Linked DNA regions of Homo sapiens: region 1 is linked to region 2. A link is a loop called in an ENCODE intact Hi-C map of the cell type or tissue named here. Cell type or tissue: PC-3. All regions are shown on one strand. Each heading gives the region's core, and the rest is flanking DNA. Links, peaks and the distances in the headings are about the cores only. Region 1 overlaps DGKG (diacylglycerol kinase gamma). Region 2 has its middle 26 kb from the start of LINC02020.

Region 1 (8,050 bases), core at 3,143-5,642, 130 kb before region 2:
CGGTCTCCACTTTAGTAAATGCATTCACAAACTGATAATGATTCATCAAAAGATTGATTCATTCATTTATTCGTTTGACCAACATCTACCTCAAGGGCTTTTTGTAAGAATTAAATGACATCATGTAAGTAAAGCTTCTAGTTCAATGCCTGACATATTGTAAATTCAAACTTTCATTAAATTCTTATTCCATTCCAGATGCCGGAAGACACAAAATAAACTAAAAAGTGTTTGTTGACGTGGAAGGAGGTAGATTTGTTCCCATTCTAGAAATGAGAAACAGAGATTTGGAGAAGTTCGGTAACTAGCCCAAGCCCACATAGATAATGAGGGACTGAATGAGTAGTCAGACTTGGGTCTTTTGCTGGCCAGAGCCCATGCTCTTTCCATCCTGCTCCTCTACCTCACAAGCCAGGGTTTTCCTGTATGGGTAGAAGGAAAATGATAGCACTCTTCAGCAGACTTCTTCGTGGAGCCCAAAGGATTGTCAGTGTATCTGAAAACACCTCTAGTAGCTAAGTCAGTTAGCTCATCCCCCTTTCTCAGCTACTATTTTTATGGATATAAGAAGTGCATGGACCGTGACTTGGGATAAAGTAACGTTTCTGCTTGGGTTATAGCACCATCATGTGGCTCTTTCCTTTCCACATGATGGTGGCTGCAGAACGTGGGCGTAGCCTTCCTCGTGCTCACCAGGTTTTATGCTGCTGCTACGATTTTCCTGGGAGAGAGTCTGTTTTGCAAATATCTCATTCAGTGATTCCCCAGACTTTTCAGTGGTTGTATGTGGGTTTTGAAAAAGCCCAAGAAGCAATGGACTTTTAAGACATTGATGGGGGCTTTCTCCAAAACCCCAAATAGTAAGTGTTAAAAACTTTTAAAGTACATATTTAAAAATAAGTGCATAAAACTCTTGATTAATAAAACTAAACTTGCATTGGCCACTTTCCTGATATAAATGAGAGTTTTCTACAAGGCTGATCTGGCATTTAGGGGAGACATTTGGGAGAATGCTGAGGAAGTAGATGGGCTCTCCTTCCTCCTGCCACAAGACAGCGGGTCTTTTCCATGCAAAGAGTTGGTGGTATTTTGAACCTCAGCAAGTCCAAAGTAGAACAGAAAATGGAAATTGATTCCCTGTAACTAAAATGTCCCATCTTTATTCCCTAAATGAGAAAAAAAAAATGGTGTTTTGGAACAGAACTTCCATTTTGTCTTGAGTATAATCTTAAGTGAGTAAAGTCAGCAGAAAGCATATCTAACTTATCTGAGCCCTTCCAGTTCCTGGATCACATGGGTTCTTGTACATAAAGCTTCTTGGCAAGGGATCATTGGGTGAGAGGCGTGATGTGAGCGAGTAAGGGGGATGATCTCTGGTGCTAGTTCGGTGGATGTCCTTGGGCAAGTTCCTTCATTTCTCTGGGTCTCAGTTTGTAAAAGAAAGGGGATCAACCAGGGACCACAAAGATCTTTTCCAGCTTGACTTTCTAGGGTTCTAAGGAATAAGAAGGGGGTCATGTAGATCCTGGTTCCTTGATTTCTCCTTAGAGCTTGGAAAGCACTGGACATGCTATGAAATGATTGCAAGATTCATAGTTCTTGAGCTTCAGAAATGGGGGCTCAGCTTTAGTCCTGAATTGCAGAGCTATGAAATGAAGATATTATAGGCAACTTGGTCAGCTAGAGGCTCACCCAGCTGCACTTGCTGCCCTGTTCCTCTCTATGGAATAGTCTCAAAGAGGTGTAATCTTTGAGATCTGTAATCTCAAAGTAGTGTTGTCACACAACTGGTGTGACTAGTAAACGCTTAATGTCACCATTTGTGCTCCTACTAGTTTTAGTCTTCCCTACCTCATGCATGGAAGTGAGTTCACTTGGTAAATAGGTGGAGAATACAGTAACTGGGTCAGATGAAGGTATATATAACAATCAGTTTCACATTAAGCCTGTACACATATGCCCTACTCTGATCAAATGGGAGATTTGCCTAACACACCCAGAACTTTCTTTCATTTGTGTTTTTAATCAAGCTGTTCTCCAAGCCATAAACTCTCTCTAGGTCTTTAAGGCCACCTGCTCTTTATTCTCAAGAATGGGACATCAAAATCTCATGCATTCTTCAGGGACAAGTCAACACCTTCCAAGGTTTCTTCCCACTGGCCTAACTCTCATGTGTGGGATATTACAAAGTGCAACATCTTTGGTGTCAGAGACAAATCCTCACTCCTCCTTTTGCTCCTTAGGGTCAGAACCTCAGTTTTCCATCTGTATAAATTGGGATAAAAATATTTACCTTATCTGGTTGTTTTGATTATTAAATAAGATACCACTAATGGAAGCCACCCCCACAACAGATCCGTATTTTTTCCTCTCTCCCTTCGTTCTTTCCTCTCACCCTTCCTTCCCCAATTCTCTTAGCATTTTTAAACCTAATTTGTTGAAAAGACAGAATTCTTCTTTGAAGTTTGTGGCCCTTTGCCTGGTTGAGTATAAGGTTCTTGCAGGCAGATAATGTGTCTGTATTCCCTCACAGCATGCAGAACAGTATTTTTAAAGTAGTAATAATGTAGTAAATGTCTGTCAAATGAATATACTTCAGGCACTAATGGATACAAAATAATGTAAATAGAGAGGACTTTGGGGCTGGTCATGGCACGTCTGTTGGGCAGTCTGGAGCAGAAGCCAAAGTGATATGTTGATATTAACATGAAGCCCAATGTTCCTGAATGGCAAGAGATCTCTGAACTCCAGCTTGTTGACTTACAGAGTCATCCATCCCCAGGAGGACCAGCAATGGGATGGTGGTCATCCCTCCATGGACCCATTCCTGTAGAGACACAAAGCCGTCCCGGTCGTAGTCCATCCCTTGCAGCATCTCCTTCAATATCTGTGGAATCCAAAGAGCAATCATTGTCCATTTTCATCATCGACATGTCTACCTGCCTTCTGCCTCTGCTGTCTTGTTCATCTTGCATTATCTGGTTTGTGTTTTACCCCTTTCCCCTCCTGTTAAGTGTGAATAGAGCAGACTGGGAGTGAGGAGGCCAGGCTTCCAGGTCTGGCTCTGCCCTTGGGCCTTGGGCCAGTCACCCTGACTCTGTGGGCTCTGGTTTGCTTATCTGTAAAAATGGAAATAATATTGTTGTGTTTGTGGCACTGTAGCAGGGATTAGAGAAAATGAATGTAAAGTGAATAACAAAATACCTGACACATAGGAGCCCCCAAATGTAATTATTCTTATAATTCATATTATCTGGTGATTGAGGAAGATCTCTACAATTCTTTCTAATAGAAATCTCTACAGTTCTCTCTAAATTCTTTGACTGATGAATTTCTGCTATAACATTTTAGTTCTGGTGAAAAGATTAGCATGGTTATTTCAGTTATGTCTGCACGTTTTCCTGCTGCCTACATTTTTCCTATCAGAGAGGTAGGAGGTAAAGTGCAGGACTCCAAAGAAGCTGCCTATAAGAAGATGAGTCTGGGAGCACCTGCAGGGTTAACACTCATTCATGTCTTGAGTGTGTCCCCCTCCCGTCTTAGAAGCTCACTCCAAAGCCACCCCATCCTTATAGAAACTCACAGGCCTCAGCTCTGTGGGATCCCACTCCAGGTACTGGGCAATATGCAGCATTTGGTTGACAATGCAATCCATCTCCTAGAAAATAGCAAAGGGAGAAAATATCAAAAGGAGACAACCAGAGATGTGTCATTAAGAGCCGAACTCAAAATTAAGCCCAGTGGGAAGAGGGACAGGGCAGGGCAAGAGAAGAAGCTGGTGCAGTAACTGCCATTTTGTGAGGAGCTCAGTTTATTTCTGTCTCGACCACAAAGCTCACGAGAAGCACAGAGCATGCATAAGCTGGAGGTATGCAAAAAGCTCATAAACACTGACTTCCTCCTGGACCCACCTTCCTTCCCTTATTCTGTGCTTTAACTTGGAAAGCATAGAAAGCACTCCTATTTTTATCCCTCTTTGTGATTATAGCTTCCACAAATACTTACAAATCAAGGCAGATTTCTCCTGTCACTTCTTATCACTCATCCCCACAGCTGTAGCAACTTGGGATCCATCTCTCAGCTCGAGGCCAGTTTCTCTTGCATGGAGGGTTACTGTGTGTGTCTCAGCTCAGGTACCATGATTTTGATTCCTTTTGTTATCTCCTCTGTTTCCTTTTTACCATGGTCCAGCCCTTAGCCCAGCCCCCAGGAGTCCGTGAACAGGAAACTCATGAGGAATATGTTTACTTGATGACTGAGCCTTTTGGTACTGAGGCCAGGCTCCATCTAAAACCTCACAGAATTGTTGGCTGCCAATGAGTCAGTGTTCTGAGAGCCCCGCTGAAACACACCAGACTGAAGAGGCATTTGGTGTCAAAGTTAGCACCATTTAGGCACCAGTTAAGATGTTCACAGTAAGATTGCTTTGGGAGGACATGTTGGTAGACTGAAGCAAGGTTCAAAAGTGTTACCTCTGCCAGATAGAATGCCGGGTCCAAATAGCAAGCTAAAACCCAGCAGGGATTTTAAAAAATTGTATTTTATTTAAGTTAAAAAACAATCCATTGCAAAACTACAGGATAGGCCAGTAGATGAGGGTAAGAAAGTGGGCACAAAGGTGGGGAAAGGTTTTGGCAGAAGTTCCAAAAGAAAAGAGCTTGTGAATCTCTGGTTGGGTCCAAGATTTAAAGAGAAAACGTATTTCAGGAACCAAGAATTGGACTCAGTCTTGGGCTATGAAAATAGAAGCAGAGTTGGCAGATTTAAAAAAGAAAAAGTTCCCCTGAGGTCTTCCTGGTCAGGCCACATTTGGATACTTAAAGAATCATAGGGGACGGATTCTGTTCTGTGCCACATTCCAGGAATGGCATTTACAAACCAGAGCTTGTCCAAAGTGGATATTTAAGCCTGCCTTATGAGAACCAGTGTAGGAATAGAGAAATTTTAGCTTGGAGAAGATTTTAGGGGAGATGTGATAGCACCTTCAAATACTCGAAGGCCTATTGTATGGGATAGGTATTCCATTTGTCCTGGCCAGGTATGGGGGACAGAAGGAAGCAGAGAGGGATGCAGGGAAGGAAGGAGTTGAGGACTGGCTTATTTTGGCCTCCCTGTTGGATTGGGGGAGAAGGGGAGCAGAAGCAGGTTTTGAGTTGAAAACGATTCCCCACCACAAAGAGGAGTGCCTGTGTTCGAGAAGGAAGCCCTCTCCAGCAGTCACCCCCAGCAGTGGAATGGCTGTCTTAAGGTAGGAGTCCATATGACAGGGATTCCGGTGAAAGGTTGAATCAGATAACTCTTTTGAGATTTGCTTCAGTCTTCCAATATTACCTTTAAAACGTATCTGGAATTTAACAACTTCTTACTACCTGCAATGATTCTACCCTGTACAAGTCTACACCATTTCATGCCTTGATTATTTCAACGGCCTCCTAACCAGTATCCCTGCTTGCATTCCCTCTGTCACCCAGGCTGGAGTGCAGTGGCGCCATCTCGGCTCATGGCAACCTCCACCTCCTGGGTTCAAGTGATTCTCCCATCTCAGCCTCCCGAGTAGCTGGGACTACAGGCGCCCGCCACCACACCCGGATAATTTCTTTTGTATTTTTAGTAGAGACGGGGTTTTGCCATGTTGGCTAGGCTGGTCTCAAACTCCTGACCTCTGGTGATCCGCCCACCTCAGCTTCCCAAAGTACTGGGATTATAGGCTTGAACTACTGCACCCAGAGTACAGTGATTCTGTTAAAACATAAGTCAATCACATCACTCCTCTGCTCAAGATCGTCAATGGTTCTCCATTTCTCTGGAGTAAAAGATACACTTTTTTTTTTTAATTTTTTTGAGACGGAGTCTCCCTCTGTCGCCCAGGCTGGAGTAAGTGGCGTGATCTTGGCTCACTGCAACCTCCACCTCCAGGGTTCAAGCAATTCTCCTGCCTCAGCCTCCTGAGTAGCTGGGACTACAGGTGTGTGCCAACATGCCCGGCTAATTTTTGTATTTTTAGTAGAAACGGGGTTTCACCATATTGGCCAGGCTGGGCTCGAACTCCTGACCTCGTGATCTGCCCGCCTCCCAAAGTGCTGGGGTTACAGGCAAGAGTCACTCGCCTGGCCAAAGATAAACACTATTAATCACCTATAACGTTTAATAAGATTTGCAAACTCCCCACTCTCCTACCCCCATCCCATGACTTCTCTGATCTCATCCCCTATTACTTCCTCACTGTGATCTCATCTGTTTACTCATTCTGCTCCATTCACACTGGCCCGGAGTGAATCTTCTAACATCCTAGGGACCCTCAGGACCCTCGCACTCACTGTTCTTTCTCCTGGAAGGCTCTTCCCCTAGAATTACTCCCTCACCTTCTTCATGCCTCTGTTCAGATGCCCCCTCCTAGAGAGGCCTTCCTCGGCGACCCTCGCTAAAGCTTCAACTTCTTCCAACATTTCCTTTCCTTTATTTTTCTTCTCAGCACCCATCCCTACCTGACACATGTTTTTACTATGCTGCTTAGTGTCTGTGCTTGGACTAGAATGAAAGCTTCATGAGGGCATGGAACTTTGTCAGTTGGCTACACTGCCATACCCTCAGTGCTTAGAAGAGTGCCTGACATAATGCAGATACTCAGTAAATATGTGTTGACCAAATGCTTGAGAATCTGTGATTCTCTGGATGTTTCCTCAAATGACCCAACCCGCAGCATTGCAATGTAGCTGGAGGGATCCCATAGAGGCACCCTGGGGTTTAGAGGGAATTGGGATGATTCAGTTTGTCTAGTGGACTTCTTCCCTTCCTTCCTTCCTCTGGTCTGACTCAGCCCCATGCATCTCAACCTCAGGGCCTTCCTGTTAATGAGCCCTATCTCTGACATTGACAGTCAGGACAACAGGGCCTGTCTGACTCTGTTTGCCTTCTTCTCTTTCCATTCTTCCTTTTACTCCACGAGCCTTGATCGATCCTTGCCTGTTCCTGAAGGGGTGAGGGTGAGTCTCAGGCTTTCTCAGGTGCAATGGGATGGGAACATGTACTTAGAGCAGACAGAACCAGACTCCTAGGCTAGTGCCCTGGAGTAGGAGAGGCAGCCAAGGGTGACGGCAAAGCACATCAGCAGTGACCAGCAGCCTCCTTCCTCTGAAATCAGCAGTAACCAGCAGCCTCCTTCCTTGCACATCAACAGTAACCAGCAGCCTCCTTCCTCGTGCCCTTTTCCCTTGGTCTTGTTGCCTCCCCCGCCCTCTCCTCTTGGCCTCAGGACTCCTGCAGGAAATTGCAGGAGGCGCTTGTGAACTGAATGGGAAGTTAAACTAGGTGACATGCTAAAGCATCCCTCCATCCTGAGATTTGATGATCCCAGGCTTCTAGAGCGAAAAGGTAAGTTGGCATTCACGCTCTGCAAGGCCGGCCCTTTGGAAATAGCGGGTGGAGAGGTCCTAGTCGGATTTCCTCAGCCTGCATCGAGACATTGCTATTACTACAAAGACGGAACTGAACATTTTCAGATTCTTCCTCTGCTTGCTCCCTGCTCCCCCAGCCTTTCTCAGGTCCATGAGGGATATTTAGAGTGAGAACTTACCGCTTGGTCCAGGAGACCGTTCTCATCTGAATCATAGAGGCGAAACATGACTGTAAGAAACACAGAGGTAAGCCTTGAGGTGTCCTCTAAGAAGCGCGGATGGCTGAAGTTTTGATGCTGCCAGGTTTTTAGATTAGTTCTGTCACCACTGTGACGAAGGTTATGGCAGCCAGCTCTCCCTCCCTCTGAGCACAGAGTCTGACTTCCTTACAGAGAGGCTGGGCCAAGGGAGGAGAACCACCTGGCTTCTGGACCTGTCTAAGCAATACCTATGTGGCTGATGAAGTCCAGGTCATGAGTGTAATTCCCTGGGGAGCATGAACACATTTCAGCGTCACTAGAACACAACCTAAAGCAAATGCCCAGCTGGGGGTGGGGCAGAGGCACCAGAATTTTTCTTCTATTGAGCATAGAAAGTGTAGAGTTAGGCAGATTTAAATCCTAGGACTGCCCTGCCACTTCTGGGGGGTGCCCAAC
Region 2 (8,050 bases), core at 3,122-5,621:
GCAGGGGAATTGCTTGAACCCGGGAGGTGAAGGTTGCAGTGAGCCGAGATCTCACAACTGCACTCCAGCCTGGTGACAGAGCAAGACTCCATCAAAAATAAACAAATAAAACAAACAAACAAATAAATAAAACAAACAAACAAACAGATAAATTCAGAGGCTTAACACAATAAAATTTTACTTCTCTCTCACATAACAATTCGATATTGGGTGGGGTGGGAGGAGTCTGTTCCACACAATCATCTGTGACCCAGGCTGCCAGGGGCTCTGCTGTCTTCGACATGTGGCCCCAAGGTTGCTTTGGACAAGCTGATGTGGAAAGAGTGCACACGGGAGGTTTTTATGAGCAGGCCTGGGGGTGATCCTTACCACTTCACTCATTCTAATTTTCCATTAGCGAGAACTCAGTCATATGATCACACCTAACTGCGAGGGATGTTGGGAAATGTTCTTTAGCTGTATGCACAAGTAAAAGTCATAACAGTCTGGTTAGGAGCAACTTGGAGTTTTCCCATAGATTCTTAGTTCAAAGTTGGGGGAGAAATCTGAGGAGGCTTCTTGGAGGAGGTGACCCTGGCATGAGACAGTCTGGCATACTGGTTCAGAACAGCAGCTCTCCAGTTAAATAGAGCTGGGTTTTGCTAGCTGTGTGACTGTGAATAAATTACTTAACCTCTTGGAACCTTGATTTCTCATCTGTAAAATGGGTATCAATAGGATATTATAGGCTGTTGTGAGAATTAATAGATGTAATGAGGTAAAATGGAGTTACGTAGATAATCTGGCTCATAGTAGGTTCTCAATAAATGTTAGATAAATGTGAACTCAAGTTGGACAAAGAAGAGGGAAAAGTGAGTTCTAGGCCAAGAGAATAGCAAGGAGGGGAGGAGTGGCTCTGAGATGTTGAGGATGAGGAAGCCAAAAGGCCAGACCATGGGGGTGGGCTAGGGGAAGGGCTCTGGGGTTGAGCTGACGACCATGTCTATGTCCTCCCTCTGCAGAACTTCCATCAGACCCGTGACCACATTTCCCCAGACTTGGAGGAATCTGGGGAATGGTGCACCTGGGAGACTCCTGGCCTCTGTAATAACCCTCATGTAGCACAGAAGGCAGAGAAACAGCAACCCCACCAGGCTTCCCAGGCCTGAGGAACAAAGAGGGCCTGGACAGGGAGCATCTCAGCAGGAACTGAGACGAACGGTGGCTTGAAGGGTTGGGGACGCCTTCCTGCATCTTTTTCTCTGGTGGAGAAGACAGAGAGGCCTTTGCTCTCTTTCCTGGAGCTGAGGTTTGGACAGTGAGGAGAAGCTCCAAAAGAAACTGAGAGTGAATTACTGTACCCATCAGAATCAAGTCTCCAAGTAAGATTTAACTTAATTTAGAAGAAAGGTAACCTTACTTTCCCATTGTTATGGACTAAGCTTCGTACCGTGTACATATGTATAGAAAAATACTAGGTACTTGTATTAATCATGGCTTTTACTTTCTGTATTCTGATGCTTTGGCACCTGGGGCCTTGCTGACTCTGGAGGGACTGCCCCTCCCTGGATGAGTCAATTCCTAGAGACAGCGAACAACTTGTCCATGAGTATGTCTTGGAAATGCAAACCAATCAATCCAGAGCCCAAGCTCCAGCCACCTCCATGATAAGGCTCTGGGTCACTACTCACCTGCCCTAATCATCCCAGGGCCAGGACCAGACAACAGAGACAGCCCCTATGCACCAGAGCCACTGGAATTATTTAAACCAGTCAATCTGAAGCCCCCTTACCCTGCCTGACCTGTTCCTTCCCATGAAACCACAATAAGAGCTCTTGCCCACAGTTTACCCCTCCTTCCGCCTCCTGATGTTTCCCTGTGGCCCTCTCCCCCCATGGCATGGCATACACCCTCCTTTTGGGAACTGTAATAAACTATCTCTTAATGGCAATTGTCAACTGGTCTGTTTGCCTTACTGTACCTCAAGTGTTCTATTAATACTATATATATATATATTATATTTTTGAGACGCAATCTTTCTTTGTCGCCCAGGCTGGAGTGCAGTGGAGCAATCTCGGTTCACTGCAACCTCCGCCTCCTGGGTTCCAGTGATTCTCCTGCTTCAGCCTCCCAAACAGCTGGGATTACAGACAAGCACCACCACACCTGGCTAATTTTTTGTATTTTTAGTAGAGGCAGGGTTTCACCACACTGGCCGGGCTGGTCTCGAACTCCTGACCTCTGGTGATCCCCCCGCCTTGGCCTCCCAAAGTGCTGGGATTACAAGCATAAGCCACCGTGCCCAGCCAATACACTATATTTTAAAATAATGCCATTTATTGTTTACCCTGTGCCAGGCAAGAGAACAAGTGATTTAGACACACAGTCTCATTGCATCCTCACAATCACCTTATCAGGAAGGTTCTATCATTAACCCTGTTTTAAAGATGAAGAAACGTACTCCTAGAGAAGTTGGGTCACCTGCAAGCGGCATAAGGCAGGCTGTGAACCCAGGTCTGCCTGATTCCAAAAACCACGTGCTCTTAACCACTGTACTCCATTACCATGTGTGGAGTGCCTACTGGGTGCCAAAATATAGCATAAGACAGAAGCAGCCAAGGCCATTCCCGGGGACCCCAGACCCCAAGGGAAATGCCTTCCTTCCCCCCAGCCCCTGGAGATGTCCTTGGCTGCCTCCTTCTCACTGTGCTCTTGACCTTGGCTACTCTTGGGCAGTACCCAAAAGACCCAGGGAACACACTTCCCCTATTCCATGTCTCTCAGGACAAATGAGGAATTACAAATAAACCGTATTAATTCATCTGTGAACTCCAAGCCTCTGGCACAGTACCCGGCAATATTTTACATGGTATATAGCACCTAACAGGCTATATTCAAAAAATATCAGAAGATAGACGGGAGGAGACGGTCACCATGCCAGGCAGGGAATGTTTCCAGGGAGAACTGTAGCTGCAGGGAGTGGGACTTATCCTGACTGCCCTGGGAGATCGCTAATTTAGAGCACACCAGTGTGACAGTACATTTCTTTTGAAATGCAACTCAAAATCCGCTTCCTCCAGGAGGAATGCCAAGTGGCGTCCCGGAACAGGACAAGTTGTACTTCACAGGAGATGGGAAGCTAGAGGGGGGAAATGCCATCATTAATCCACCAAGCAGCAGGGGGTGGGGGCGCTTGCCTCCAACAGGCATGGCTGGAAAAATAAGCAGCTCTGGCTTGTGCTCCTCCCTGTGTCCCTGCCACGACTGTGAAGGGCTAAGAACACAGCAGAAAAGGTTCCAGTTCATTTACAAGCCTCGGCTATTTTTAGTTCATCGATCCCTGGGCGCGGTGTGTGTGTGTTGAGGGGGGCCGGGGGACGGGGCTTGCAGAGCTCACGGTTTGAGGTGGAAGCTGGGGAAAGCTTTAGAATTCTTTTCATAGAACAGGTACTCTGTTCACTACGCACCATCCAGCCTCTGGAGACCTAACCGCTTTTCTTGGGGCAGGAAGAAGGAGCAGTGTCAGGGGAGGGAGGAGACTGAAATGAGAAAGGGAACGAGGCAAGAGGCGGTGACGCCCTTGTGCCAATGACCAAATTGGGTCAGAAAGAACAACCTTTTGAATGCAAGTCAGGAAATGTGAATCGCTGCCTCAGCAGGGCCAGGTGCATGCCTAGTGGGTGCCGGCCCAGCCTGACCAGGGAACTGTGACTGTACCTCCTGCCGCTCTAGAGAACCAGACCGATGACCATCTAGAAGTGCACTGATCTTTATTCCTTGCCTGGTGCCCTGTGGCCAGTTCAATTCCTATTATCAACCCCTCCTTAAAGCTGTCAGGGAAAAGGAAGGAGAAGTTCACATTTAAAGATGGATCTAAATGGTGAAAGAGGTGAAAATCATTGCCTTAAAAGAGATCACCTGTGGATTTTGTGAGTTATTAATTCTATGATCCCTACCGTGTCTGATTCTGATTGGCTATATATAAATTAAAAAACGGCTCTTTTTTCATATCACCTCTACAGCCCCTGCAAGTTAAAAATATCATTACCCGGCTTTTCTCCTTCTAAGTGTAGGCTGCTTGATTTAAGACATTTTGCAAACTTGTCTTTGTTCCAAGGATTTTTAAGCAAAAAAGGTGAGTCATAGTAGCAACTCAATAGATGTTGAGCTGATTTGTGTTACTAAGAAGTTGTGGGTAAATTGCAGTTTTGAATTTTTGGAAACGGAATCATATTGTAAATGTCCTGGACAGTTCAACAGTTGTGGGACTCCTCTGGCGAGTCCTATGCAGAAACCTCCTCTTACTTGAGTCACTCAGCAGCATTCGATGCAATCACCCATGGCTTCCTTCTTGAAACGGGTGTGATTCCTTGACCCTCACACTCACTTGGCTTGTCCCCAGGTTGCTGACTGTTCCTTCTCAGGCTCCTCTGCTGTCCTCCCTGCCTCTACCACACCTCAGTGTACTGGAAGGACCTGCATTCTACCTTTGTTCCTCCTGGCTTCATTTCCTCCTTCCTAGAGAAAACTGGAGGATGCCCATCCTGGCACTCTGATGACTCTCAAATTTCTGCCTGCCTTTTCTTTTCTTTTCTTTTCTTTTCTTTTCTTTTCTTTTCTTTTCTTTTCTTTTCTTTTCTTTCTTCCTTCCTTCCTTCCTTCCTTCCTTCCTTCCTTCCTTCCTTCCTTCCCTTGTTTCTTTCTTTCTCTCTCTCCTTTTTTTTTGTCTTGCTCTATCACTCAGGCTGGAGTGCAGTGTCATGATCTCAACTCACTGCAGCCTCTGCCTCCCGGGTTCAAGCAATTCTAGTGCCTCAGCCTCCTGAGTAGCTGGGATTACAGGCGCCAGCCACCACTCCTGGATAATTGTTTTGTATTTTTAGTAGAGATGGGGTTTCACTATGTTGGCCAGCCTTGTCTTAAACCTCTGACCTCAGGTGATCTGCCCACCTCGGCCTCCCAAAGTGCTGGGATTAGAGGCTTGAGCCACCGCACCTGGTCGACTGCCAAATTTCTATCTCTAGCTGGATCTCTCGCTGAGTTCTAGATGTGCAAACACCACTGCCTGCTGGCCATCATCACCTGCCTGTCCGTTAGGCAGCTCGAACTTAGCAAGGACAAAATTGATAGATTGCTTTTTATCCCTTAAAATATACCTCTCCCCTAGTGTTCCCCATTTCAGTATATGTGGCATCATCAACCCAGCTGCTAGAGCCAAAAAACCAGCAATCATTCTTGATTCCTCTCTTTCGTTCATCCCCTACACTCAATTCATTTGTAATCCTGCTGGTTCTAATGCAGTGTATAATCAGGATCTGGTCACTTCTCAGCACCTCTGCTGTTCTGCCATCCCTCCCTGGACTATTTCACCAGCCTCTTTCCCAGGTCCCTGCTTCCTCCCTTGCCTTCCAGTCCATCCTCCATAGAACAGAGCAATCCTTTTAAAAATATAAATCAGACTCTATCACTCCTCTGCTTAAAACCCACACTGATAATAACATCCAGCTTCCTCATCGAGGCCTTCACCAGTCTAAATCAAGGGTTAACAAATTATGGCCCTTTGTTTCTCTCTCCCACCACTTTTTGTAAATAAAGTTTTATTGGAGCATGCACACCCCCATCACCCCCATCTATAGATGACTTATCTATGGCTGCATCTAAAGATGAATTATCTATGGCTGCTTTGGTACCACAAGGGCAGAGTTGAGTAGCTGTGACAGAGTCGGTGTGACAAAGCCTAAAATACGAGCTATCTGGCCCTTTACAGAGAGTGTTTGCCATCCTCTGTCCTACATAGTCTGGCTCCTGCCTCTTCAGTCATGGCTGTCTTTATTCCCATCCTGGCTCATAAGGTTCTAATCACATCACTGCTTTCTTTCATATATATATATATTTATTATACTTTAAGTTCTAGGGTACATGTGCACAACGTGCAGGTTTGTTACATATGTATACATGTGCCATGTTGGTGCACTGCACCCATTAACTCGTCATTTACATTAGGTCTATCACCTAATACTATCCCTCCCCCCTCCCCCCACTCCACAACAGGCCCTGGTGTGTGATGTTCCCCTTCCTGTGTCCAAGTGTTCTCCTTGTTCAGTTCCCACCTATGAGTGAGAACATGCGGTGTTTGTTTTTTTTGTCCTTGCGATAGTTTGCTGAGAATGATGGTTTCCAGCTTCATCCATGTCCCTACAAAGGACAAGAACTCATCCTTTTTATGGCTGCATAGTATTTCATGACACACCACTGCTTTCTCCTCCTCACCTATGCTAAGCTTGTTCTAGCTGGCGCATCTTTGCACTTGGAGTTCTTGCTCGCTTTGTCCTCCCCACGGATCTCCACACAGCTGCTTTCTCACCACTTAGGTCTGAGCTCAGACGTTACCCCCACAATTACTGTTCTGGCTAAAACATCCCACGCCAGTTATTCTCTATCAGAGTATCCTGCTTCATCTTCTTCACAGTGCCTATCGCCAAGGAAAAAAATGTCCATGTCTATGTCTGCAACTATGCCTGTGTCTTCATGTCTCAATACGTGTAACTGCAAATATGAAAGTATGAGTTAATTATCTGTCTTCCCCACTAAAAAATGAGGTGCTTGAGAGCAGAGACTGCTTTACACACCTCTAAGTACCCAAGATCTTCTACTGTGCCTGGCACATAGTAGAAACTCGTGTATATTTGTTTACTGACTGACTGCATCTTTGTAAAGCAAATTATTCTAGATGGCATGACCAATCAGACCTTACTTTGTTATGCAAATTCAGATATTCGTATATCAAATTTTCTTGATGTGGTTTGTACCTACGTATTTCACTGCTGGCCAAATATGAATTTCAAAAGGTATGTGTTGTTATTTTTATTGTTTTAGACTTAATATCTACCACTTATTGAGTGCTCAGCACTGACTAGATGCTTTACCTATAGAATCTTGTTTTAGTTCTTATGACAACCCTGTGAGGGAGGTGTTACTATCTCCATTTACAGGTGAGGAAACTAGGGCATGAAGCTGCTAAGCAACTTGCCCTGGGTCACACAGCTAGAAATTGACAGAGCCAGAATTTTAACCCACGGCTGTGTGACTCCGAATCCCATGTTGTTACTGTTACTCCAGGCTGTGGGTGAGTCCTTCCTCAATGCTTCCCCCCATAATCAACAAATCTTTCATGCATTTGTGGATTCACTTATACCATCCTGTCAGGCTCTAGGGAACATTCAGACATCTCTGCATCACACACCAAAGGCCCAGGGTGTTCCCGTTTTCTTCAGATTCCTACTTCACCAGAGAGTTGACAGAGTAGAAACGTCTCTCCACTCTCATATTCTGCCATTAGTCACCAATGACTAATTTGGGGAGTATGAAGATGATCTGCTTTTAAGAGTTTCTTGCAAAAGGCAAACAGCCTTGGAAAGGGTAGCACTTTATCAGAGATGAGTTGGCAGCTGTCTGAGCCTGGAGTCCTGGGGAGGAGGACCCTGACAGACAGAGAAGAGAGGAAGAGCTGAAGGCAACATTCATTCATTTTGTCCATTTAATGACAGAGAAAGATGTTCTCTCTATAATTAGGCAAATAACAGTGGGTTATAGCATGGTGTGTACAGTATCATCCATTTTCCATATACATAGGAAGAAGACCAGAAGATTCCATACCTATTAACAATGTTAAGTCTGAGCAGTAGAGTTATGGCTGATTTTTTTCTTCCATTTTTGCTTTTGTTCTTTTCTTCCACTGGAAAAGACATCTCTCTCAGTAGTGCTCTCTTTTCCTCCCCAGGCCACCACTGTGGTCATTCTAGAACCAGACTGTTCTGGTGCCTGCCAAAGGGTCTCCTCCCTCAAAGCCCTCTTGGCTCCAAGATGTCCTGCACACAGCTGCCAGGTTAAAACATAGCTCAGACTATGGAAATGCTCAAGACAGCCCCTTCCCAAGCAGTCACTCTCAAGGGTCACAAGTCTAGGCACACTTCTCAGGTGGGAGAGGTCAGGAATTGCAAAGAGCAGGAGCAGGTGTGTGAGTGCCGGCTGGTTTCCATGGTCACTGAGTTGTAGCCGGGACAGAGCGAGC

The links. Hi-C counts contacts between places; a loop is a spot of excess contacts. Peaks named below come from ENCODE experiments on the same cell type or tissue, not always from the same donor. Only the 100,000 strongest peaks of a DNase experiment are listed, where the experiment ranks them.
Region 1: a loop joins it to region 2, with 3.0 times the contacts of the local background. A loop is called at or near these places in 6 of 110 quality-filtered maps.

The regions. Positions count from the first base shown.
Region 1 is chr3:186,277,087-186,285,136 of GRCh38, forward strand. It overlaps DGKG (diacylglycerol kinase gamma), which reads right to left. Exons shown (of 25, transcript NM_001346.3): 7 at 7,574-7,623; 8 at 3,584-3,658; 9 at 2,765-2,887. Among named protein-coding and RNA genes, the nearest start is that of DGKG, 81 kb to the right of the region's middle. In PC-3, for the core only: no CTCF peak of the experiment used is centred there; a DNase peak (open chromatin) is centred at 4,275; H3K27ac peaks cover 1,716 bases.
Region 2 is chr3:186,410,679-186,418,728 of GRCh38, forward strand. No RefSeq gene overlaps it. Among named protein-coding and RNA genes, the nearest start is that of LINC02020, 26 kb to the right of the region's middle. RefSeq lists an enhancer at 3,458-4,177. In PC-3, for the core only: no CTCF peak of the experiment used is centred there; DNase peaks (open chromatin) are centred at 3,573 and 4,323; H3K4me3 peaks cover 1,970 bases; H3K27ac peaks cover 2,407 bases.